3 separate regions of the Homo sapiens genome follow, and regions 2 and 3 are each linked to region 1. A link is a contact called in ENCODE Hi-C or POLR2A ChIA-PET data. All regions are on one chromosome and are shown on one strand. The core of a region is the stretch at or near the end of the contact, and the rest is flanking DNA. Distances in the headings are between cores, read along the strand shown. Region 1 holds the start of C1orf53 (chromosome 1 open reading frame 53). Region 2 overlaps PTPRC (protein tyrosine phosphatase receptor type C). Region 3 has its middle 17 kb from the start of PTPRC.

Region 1 (3,043 bases), core at 368-2,867:
AGCAAGATGCTCAGTGATGCGCATCGGTACCCGGAGAAAGGTAAGAGAGCTATCTGCTTTGAGGCTGGAAGAAGGACCATAGTGAGGGGGCTCAGATTTGTCGAAAAAGAAAAACAAGCAGCTTGTTATTTACTGGGCTTACTTATGGTCACCTGGATAGTCATTTAACCTGTGATACTGACACTGATGAAACAAATGTGAATTTCCCGAGTGAGAAAAAGTTCCTTTCCTTCCCTAGACTGATTGAAAATTTCTTCACATGATACTGGTGTTTGCTCTAAGGAGAATGACACTTTTCTTTAATATCCACCATATCTATATTGCGAAGTATGAGAACAAATTATATACATTATTTTTAAAAGGAGAGCATAAACAAGAACAATCAAAAGCTGCCAGTCACTTCCTAATGAGTCTTTATTCAGTTTCAGCACTTGAATGGGTCAGACCGACAGTGGATTCTCAGGGCCTACTAACTGTCATTATTTAAATAAGTCAATTTTAGGCAACCTCCGGGATTTTCTTCTCTACCCCTTTGGCTCAAGTCATACCATATAATATTAGTCCCATCAAGTACTGGAGGCACACACACATAGCTTATTAAATGGGTTCATTTCATACTGCTTTTCTATCTTTATTATAGTCAGTTTCTCTTTTTTTCTCACTGTTTCTTTTGTAAAGGTAACCATGCTGCCTTTAAACTCACGCAGACTGTGTTAGAAGGCGTAAAGGGAGAGAAGTTTAGATACTGGTACTAACAGACAATTGTCAAATCCGCAAAACAGGAGAAAACAGCTGAGTGTCTACAAATGCCAGATTGTAGTTCCCTCTGCTCCGTTAAGAGTTAAGAGAAAGGACAAGAAGGCAATGGAAAAATTAAAATAAATGTGTCAATGTCTTTTTTTCTCACTCTAAGAATCACTGGATTGCTAAGTGTTCAACTGACAATGCAGAAAAACACACAACACATTTTTGTTGTGACTTCTCAGTCCCTCCACCTTCTCCATCAATTCCTTAACACCCCCTTCCGCAACACACACACACATACACCACAAAAGAGTGGTAGTGGGTCCCACACTGCGACCGGAGTTTAGCTCGGACGCTGATCGGAAAACAAATCACACTCATACTCAAGACAGACACAGGTTTCCCGCGAAAATGTCGGGGCTGGAAGTTCGTGTGCGTGCGCGAATGTCGCCCGAGGCAGGACCGCACCGGTATCCAGCAACCTTTGCCTCTGCCGGGCGGCCTCCGGGTCCGGAGAGGCCCGGGATGCGCAGGCGCGCCGAGCCCGGGGCGGCCGCGGCGGGGCGGGGCGGGCAGGAGGGAGTCTCACCGCGCAGGCGGCAGCGTGCAGCTCCGCGATCTGTCGCTCCGCCGCGGTTAACTCTTCGCTCACCGAAGGCCTCGCCGCTCTCTCCGGCCTACCGGGCGTGCTGGGCGCGGAGCCGCCGCAGTTTCCCTCGTTAGCAGGGCAGAGGGTTAAGCTGAGCTGCTGTCGGAACCCAGCTCTTACCCAGAGAGGTGCTGGCGGCGGGGCGGCGGAAGGTTGCCTGCAGAGCGCGGCACCCGTCCGTGCCCAGATCTGCCTGGCCGCCATGCCGCCGCCGGCCTTGGGAGGCGGAGCACCCGGCGCTGGGGCCCGGAGGGGCGACCAACGCGGGCCTGGGCGCGGCGAGCCGGTCTTGGGCAGCTCGTGGCCATCGCTGCGTGGGGTCGGTTCGCGCTGCCGTGGCAGCAGGTGGAGGCGGACGGACTGAGCCTTCTGCCTTCACCAGCGGGCCCGCTGCGGAAATAAAATGGGCTTTTAAGGCAGCTAACGAGGCTCTGATGAGCTGCCTGGACGGGGAAGAGCCTGGTGTTTCCACATCTTTGGACTTAAATTCTAAGCTCTTCCTTCTTCCCCCGCGCCCACCCAGCTGAAAGGTGGACATTTTTTGTTATGTCAGACTGGACTTGGGATCATTCAGTATAATCTCCACAACTGTTAAGATCCCAGAAAGTGATCAAAAGACCCGAGGTTTGTGAATAACCACCTTGGGCCTATCCAGAAAAGGCTGAGTGTTTCCAGGTAGTATGTGATAGGAATAAAGGTGGAAGCGGAGCCTTCTTTGCTTGGTTCTTTGGCCCACCCTAGAATAAGGGCCAAAAGTAAAATCGCACACTGAATAAGAAAAGGTGTTGTGTTCATGTTGCTGAATATTTACAAAATCCAACCTAAAACTATTATCTCCTTTCTGATGGATGAAAGTGATCTTGATACCGTCACATAATTGTATTTGAGAAAATTACGGCAAGCCCGGGAAGTAATTTCAGGTGTTAGGATTAAATTAACACCACCCCATCTTCCTACCCCCCGTCTGGGTTTCAAGAAAAGGAGGGCTGAAGAGTACCAATTTTGTTAGTGCTCTTCAATACTGGGAGGGCAGGAATTGATCTTTGAGGACAAAAGTAGATTATTCAGTTGTACAGGAGAAAGGCGACTAAGCCACTATAGACCATCACTACGTGTTTTTTGGTTTCTGTGTTTACCATGCAACCCTGTAGTCATATTTTCATTTTCTTAAATCTTAGTAGGAGGTGATTGAAACAACCCTATTGGTTCATTAAAAATCTCAGTGAATTAATAAATTGGTATTATATTTTGCAAATTGATTTTCTTTTTGTTGGAATAAAAAATTAGGATCTGGAGACTGTTAAGTAATCTGAGGAGAGTTTAAAATCTGGAAAGCGAAGGAGGGACCCTAGAGAAAGCTGTGGAAGAGTGGGACCAAACATGAGATCACCAAAAATGAACAACTGTGATGTTATTCACATTCACCATAAGTCAGGTCCCCGCACCAACAAAAACCTGAGATTGATTTACTGCATTGTCTTTAAAATTAAGGATCAGGATCCACTAATAGGCCATGACATCGATTCAAAGGGTAGAGACAGCATTTTACAGGAATGAAATAGACTAGACCAGATTTAAATAGAAAATAAATGGAACTATCTTATATAGATACATATCTTATATAGATACATATGTACAAGAGTACATATT
Region 2 (3,043 bases), core at 303-2,802, 750 kb before region 1:
ACGATACCAGATTATCTCATAGAATTATAGAGCCTCATCAGTTCATGTGTATCATTATTAATTCAACAAATATGTATTTAAAGGCTACTCTGTAACGATAGGCACTGCCTATACAAAGACAAAGGAAAACATCTCTCTCTCTCTGAAAGGTGCTTAAAGCAGAAAGAAACTAAAAACCAAATAAGGAAGGGTATTCCAATGAGACAGACCAGAAAGATGTCCCTGTGGGCATGTAGGATGGCTGAAATGTATATGTGCTCCACATCTCTCCCCTGGAAAGGTGAAAAACCTGTACTGTTGCACAGAGCTTGGGCACAGTTTAGTTTAACACACATTCATCGAGTATTGAATCATAATTATACTATTTTTGTCTGTGGAAGAGATGCCACAAATGCATTTTTTATGGGCTATAAAGAAAGCCAATGTCAACAAGAAACCTAAAAAAAATGTGTTTGTGTTCATTCAGGAGTAAAGCAGAGACATTCAAAGATGAACAGCAATTCTGAATGGAAAGAGGCCAGCTGTAAAACGTCATAGAAGACCTGCAGTAGAGATACAATCCTGAGAAGAATATTTAGCAAGAATGGGGTTTCAGATTTCTGGTATTTCCATATGGGTGGAGATTGAAGAAAAAAAAGAAAAGAGCAAAAGTTTTCTCATAATGTTTTGCAACTTCTGCTTCCGGGCCCAGTCAGAGCCCAAAAGCAGCAAGAGAAGTAAAATGAAAACACTGAACATTTTTTTTGTTTTGTTTTGTTTTAAATAATAATTAATTTTCACTCACAAAACTGAGTATACTTAATTCAGGTATGTTTGAGATTTCAAATGAATATCTATAGTGAATGCATTTTTATTTAAAAGGAGAAAATGGTTTATTCTTGACATCCTTTCTTAGCTTAGAGAGAAATAAAATCTTCAGAAAATAGTGGTGGCTTACAAAAGTTGGATTTTTTTAAAGGAATAAAATGGAAAGCACGAGTAATCTGATGATAATATTCAATAACAGAAAAAGTTCTTGCCACTAACACTTTATCAACTATAAACATAAAAACCTACTTTCTTAAAGATTAATTATCTACACTGTGATCAGCATAAATGCACAGCTAATTTTTTTCTGCTCTAGTAAGTGAATATTTTGGATTTCAGAATGAACTTTGCTTTACTAGAAAGAGGTAAATCAAAATATTTAATCTACATAGGAATACATACAGTGTGTGTGTGTGTATATATATATTTATATATATACACTATATGTATTAAAAAAAAAACCTCTTGATTCCATCCTATGGTGGAGTTAGAATGTTCTATTAACACAAGTAGATATTTCGTTTTAAACAAAACTGATTTTTTTTCCTACACTAATTTAATCTCCTTGCCTAATGTTCTTTAGTCCTCCAACAGGTCTGCCTACTTAAACAATTTCTAGTCACAGGATGTGGCTGCCACAGTTTTATCTCCATCTGGCAGAACATAACCAACCTGCTTGAGCTCTCAGCTCCTGTTTTATAGCAACTAAAGTTTCCTTGTTCACCCGCTCCCCCACGCCACCTCCATGACGTGCATTTCTCGTAAAACTACAGATCAGTAAACTTCCTCAGGGAACTTGCAGTAATGTATGACAAAAAAAAAAAAAACAAAAAACAAAAAACTAGTAGCCCTGTGATGTGTAGCAGAATTCATCAGACTAGCTGTCTGTTCTGGCACTGATTGCCAGGCAAGCTTCCATTGTGCCTTCATAGCTCATACACAGTGCACTTTCCCTGTATTAGGCCCTTGTAGGTATCTGGATCCATGGGCAAAAACTTGAGTAGGGGAGGGAAAGAAAGGGAAGCAACAATACCTTTTAAGTCAAAAACTGAGAATAATAGATTGCTATTTCTTCTATATGCAAAGGATGAAAATATACCTATGACCCTTTTCACTGTGAAATGCTTAATGTTTGTTCTAGCAATTCTTACTGGAAATGACTGCCTTACACAGTTGCAAATGTCTTAGAATAGTATAGTGAACATCTATGATTGGAAATAAGTCCCTGTTAATCTTTCAAATAATGACCAAATTTTTGTAACCTCTGGTAGGTACAATTCGTAAATACATGGATAACTCTTACAGGACAAAAATTACATCCTACTTATAGTGAATATATTTTTATATCATTTTGTTAAAACTTCTTAAATTTTTCTAATAGTTAATACTTAATTGTTACTACAAAATTCTCACCTGTGAATCTTTTAAGTTTTTTAAAAATTATGTGATATCTCCTTTGTTCATTGTATAGAGTACCCAACGAACTTCATGGTGAGTGATGCTTAGTGGGTGCTTTCTGATGAAGCATCCAGTAGTTTAACCAACTGGTCTAGAATAGCACAGTGTTACTGCTGGGAGCCATAAAGAAATTATTTCAATGAAGTTTGTAGTTTTCAGTTAAGGTGGCTAGGGTAGGCAATTTTGCCCTCAGTTGACATTTGGCAATGCCTGGAGACATTTCTGGTTGTCACAGTCAGAGCAGGTTGGGTAAATGTGCTGCTGTGTCTAGTTTACAGAGGCAGGAATGTTGCTAAACATCCTACAATGCCCAGGTCATCTCAGTTCTCCAACTAGATTGTCCACAGGGTCAAGATTCAGAAACTAGTCTAAGCTGTAAATCTCACTGAAAAAGAAACCAGGCTTAAAGAAGTCAAGTCACTTATTGAATACCACATACCAGAATCTCAGTCTAGTGAAGAGGAATTAGTAATAGAGTTAGGATTCAAAACTTGTCCCAAAATGCCTAATCCAACATTCATTTCATTGTATCAGGCCACAGAACAAATACCTCATAATATGCTGGAGGAATTCTAGACCAAGTTCCCTCATTTTTGGTGTAACAAAGGACAAGTCACTAAATATCTATGAGTTTCAATTTTCTTTTTTGTAAAATAGATGCGTTGAAATAGATTATTTCTAAGGTCTCTTGCTTCTCTAAAATTAATTGTTGTATAAATAATGCTACTTTACATTATAGTAGTTTCCAAATTCCTTTTCTCTTTCTTTAATTTTTTTT
Region 3 (3,043 bases), core at 311-2,810, 720 kb before region 1:
CAAAGCAGCTTAAATTCAACCATGGGAATGGGAACTAAGGGATGTAGAGAAATATGATATTGTTTGCATACTCAATCTAGTATGTCTAATCTAGTTATATCCCTAAACGTTTTCTCTTAGCCAATAAATTACATCTTTGCCTAAGTTAGATTAAGTCAAATTTTGTGACAGAAAGTGCAAAGTCCCCACATGGGAAAAGAGTTTCTTCCACTGAAATATTCATTTACTTATTCTTTAACAAATATTTTTAGACTTATATCTAGTATATTCAAGGCACTGGCAATAGGACCCAAGAACACAAAAATAAGTAAGAACAAAGTGCACATTCTACAAGCAGAAGCTCAGTACCAAGTAGTGAAACAGACTTATAAAAAATAATGAAAATGGAGTGTGATTAAATTGTCATGGCATTGAGACCTAAAGGAGGAAGTGATCAACTATGCTTGAGTGGGCAGTAGAAGGTGCACAGGGGACACCTGTGAGCTGAGTGGGGGAAGACAACAATTAACTTCCAAATAGGGGGTTAGCAGGTAGGAATGCAGGGAGGTTTCCAAAAGAAACATCTCATTTGAACAACTGTAAGTACTTTCTTTAGCAGGCACATAATATGCAGAAGAAGAATTTGGAGAGACGAGCTATACTCAGGCACTGAAAGATCTTGAATGGGATCCTCAAAGATTTGGATTTCAATCTGTGAGCAATCAAGGATCATAAGGCATTGTAAGCAGGAGAGGCATAGGGGAAAATTTATTTTTAATAAAAATCATTCAGTCAGTAGCACAGGATGGGCTTGACTGAGAGGACAATAATCATGACACCACGATGAGGATAAGAACCAAGGAAAAAGACATGAAGCTGTAGTAGGAGCCAGAGGTGAAAGCTATTAAAAATGCCTCATCAATATGTTTGGGACTGTCAGCAGGAGGGGAGCAGTGAAAAACTCCCAGATTATCCCCAAGCATTTAGAGTAGTCAAACTGGTAAGATACAGCTGATGTGGATAAATGTAGTTATTTCTCCATTCTTGCTTAAGTCTGATTTCTCCTGTTTTGCATCTTAAAATGCTTCCTTTTTCTTCCTCTCTGCTACCAATTCATCTCTATTCTCCCTCAACAAAGAATGTACAGCTTGGTAACAATCTAATTTGTTTTTTTCTTTCATCTTCTTTATGTCATGACTCTTTCAGCAAACTTTTAATTGATATACTTTTTCTCTCTCTCCCCCTCCCTCCCTCTTCTCTCTCTCTTTCTTTTCTTTATTTTGTCCATGCACTCACAATGTGTCTCCTGACTTAAAATTCCAGGAGGGGTGGGATGTGGAGTAGAGATGTGGTGGAGATTGCTCAGACTTAAAGCCTGAGCATTTTTCAGGCTGGGTCCTCTACAACATTTTGTCCATGTGGTATCTCACCAGCACATAGTGTAGAAAGTGTCACCTTGGCCTACAAGATGTAAAACAGCTAATGGAGGGCTCAAATGTAGCTCTCCACAAACTTCTCTCTTACTTTTGATGTGGGCGGAAATGAGCTCTGCCTAAAATGCTCCATTGGTTTCGCCCCTCCTAGCTGGGTGGTGCAACTGCAAAGAATGTGCTGTGAACCTTGTGAGCGAACATTTGAGCGCCACAGATCCATGACCTGTGGCAATAACTTAGGAAACTATAAAACCAGAAGCATAGTGACGCTAACAATAGGAACTTGGCCTTTCCTTCGTCTTACTATGGAATGCCTTCCTGGCCCACAACTCAAAGGTGCCCTTAGAGTAGCATCTTCAGGAGTGCTGATGCACTTCCTTTGTGATGAACTAAACAGCCTCTACTGTGCTGCAGAGCAAGAGTGAGACAGGAACATGTGCTCACAGGAAGTCAGTGGTTCCCTTTTTAACAATACCTGCTCCCAGTTCAGCCTTTTATAACTGCCTTTCAGAGCTTTTATGTGTTGGACAGAGAAGCTGGGCTCTACTCTACTGTCCCTCCCCTCCTGTGGGACTCCTTTCCAGTGGCTGGGTAGAGGGGAGTTTGCTGGGGCAGGAAGCAGCAGAGGGAGTTCCACAGCAAAGGATGAGACTCAGCGCAAGCTCACAGCTGTGTGAGCCAAGTTCAGTGCCTAGCTTAGATTCCACCTGTGGTTGTGGTAGGGGAGGCCAGCGGAAGTGTAATTCCTTCCGCATGACAGCCGATCAAGGTTCATATGTATGTGACATGCATATTAGGGCCAGCAGTTCCTCCTAAACAGGAGAGGTCCTCCCCTCCATGACACACACACATCCTGCCCTTAGCTAATATTTACATGCTAACTCTGGACAATTCTTCATTTAAATAAAAAATGAATAATTTGAGGACACCTGAAATGGGTTGAAAATGTCTGTTATGCTTAGAGATAAATGAGTGATGACACCATGCGGTTGATTATCTCCACAATGGTAAAGAAATAATTTAAGAGAGAAAAACAAGGTGAATAGGACCAGATCAATGACAAAACTGACCTTATCTTCTTAAGTATATTATGAAGGAAAGTACATATTTTCATCTTGGCCACCTGAAGTGAGCTCTGAAGGAACTCCATTCTTTAGATCTATACTTGTGATCCCACTGATCCCAATGAACAAAATTCCTTGAGGCCTGCTCTTTCATTTGTTTCTCTGGAGCACAAGAACCAGGTCCATGTTTACTGTGTTGGAAGACAGTGATCCTCGGCCTGATAGTCTGTGCTGATATATTTAAAAGAATGTAAGTAAATCTACACTTTTCAAATAGAAGAGGAAGTATTCACGCAAATGTGTAGTGCCTCCCTGTAGACGGATATGATCAGCTATTTTAGCTGCAAGTTTACAATTGTTGACATACTATAAAGACCATACTCTCAAGAAAGCATCAGAAAAATTCACTAGTAGTGATATAGTGAATGGTAGAACTAAAAATCAAAGATCTAGGATCTAGTCTTTTTACTGCTATTAATTAGCTGAGTGGTGTTCTACAAATTGCTTGACTTTCTAATCAAGTTAGCAAGTCTCAGTTTTGTAATTGCCAAAACAAATGATTTAAAC

Evidence for each region. Hi-C counts contacts between places; a loop is a spot of excess contacts on that map. ChIA-PET counts read pairs that join two places held with the same protein, here RNA polymerase II (POLR2A). Pooled maps may share reads with other maps.
Region 2: POLR2A ChIA-PET joins it to region 1 with 12 read pairs in OCI-LY7. The contact joins the enhancer-like site here to the promoter of C1orf53 in region 1. POLR2A ChIA-PET finds 5 or more read pairs at or near these places in 2 of 52 experiments (OCI-LY7 and naive thymus-derived CD4-positive, alpha-beta T cell).
Region 3: a map of naive thymus-derived CD4-positive, alpha-beta T cell shows a loop between it and region 1 (4-fold over the local background). The contact joins the enhancer-like site here to the promoter of C1orf53 in region 1. A Hi-C loop is called at or near these places in 1 of 168 maps with a recorded cell type or tissue (naive thymus-derived CD4-positive, alpha-beta T cell) and 5 of 50 pooled maps. POLR2A ChIA-PET finds 5 or more read pairs at or near these places in 1 of 52 experiments (activated CD4-positive, alpha-beta T cell).

The regions. Positions count from the first base shown.
Region 1 is chr1:197,901,204-197,904,246 of GRCh38, reverse strand. It overlaps C1orf53 (chromosome 1 open reading frame 53), which reads right to left and starts at 1,617. Exons shown (of 3, transcript NM_001024594.3): 1 at 1,334-1,617. The coding sequence starts at 1,597. RefSeq lists silencers at 1,163-1,412, 1,583-1,732.
Region 2 is chr1:198,655,245-198,658,287 of GRCh38, reverse strand. The region is part of intron 2 of PTPRC (protein tyrosine phosphatase receptor type C); the gene reads right to left. PTPRC-AS1 (PTPRC antisense RNA 1) reads left to right here. Exons shown (of 3, transcript NR_199042.1): 3 at 467-735. Among named protein-coding and RNA genes, the nearest start is that of PTPRC-AS1, 10 kb to the left of the region's middle. Within about 2 kb of position 1,552, at least 15 of the 41 ENCODE cell types and tissues checked have a DNase peak (open chromatin) inside an H3K27ac peak, as active enhancers do; they include OCI-LY7, where a contact is called at or near this core.
Region 3 is chr1:198,620,173-198,623,215 of GRCh38, reverse strand. No RefSeq gene overlaps it. Among named protein-coding and RNA genes, the nearest start is that of PTPRC, 17 kb to the left of the region's middle. Within about 2 kb of position 1,560, at least 10 of the 41 ENCODE cell types and tissues checked have a DNase peak (open chromatin) inside an H3K27ac peak, as active enhancers do.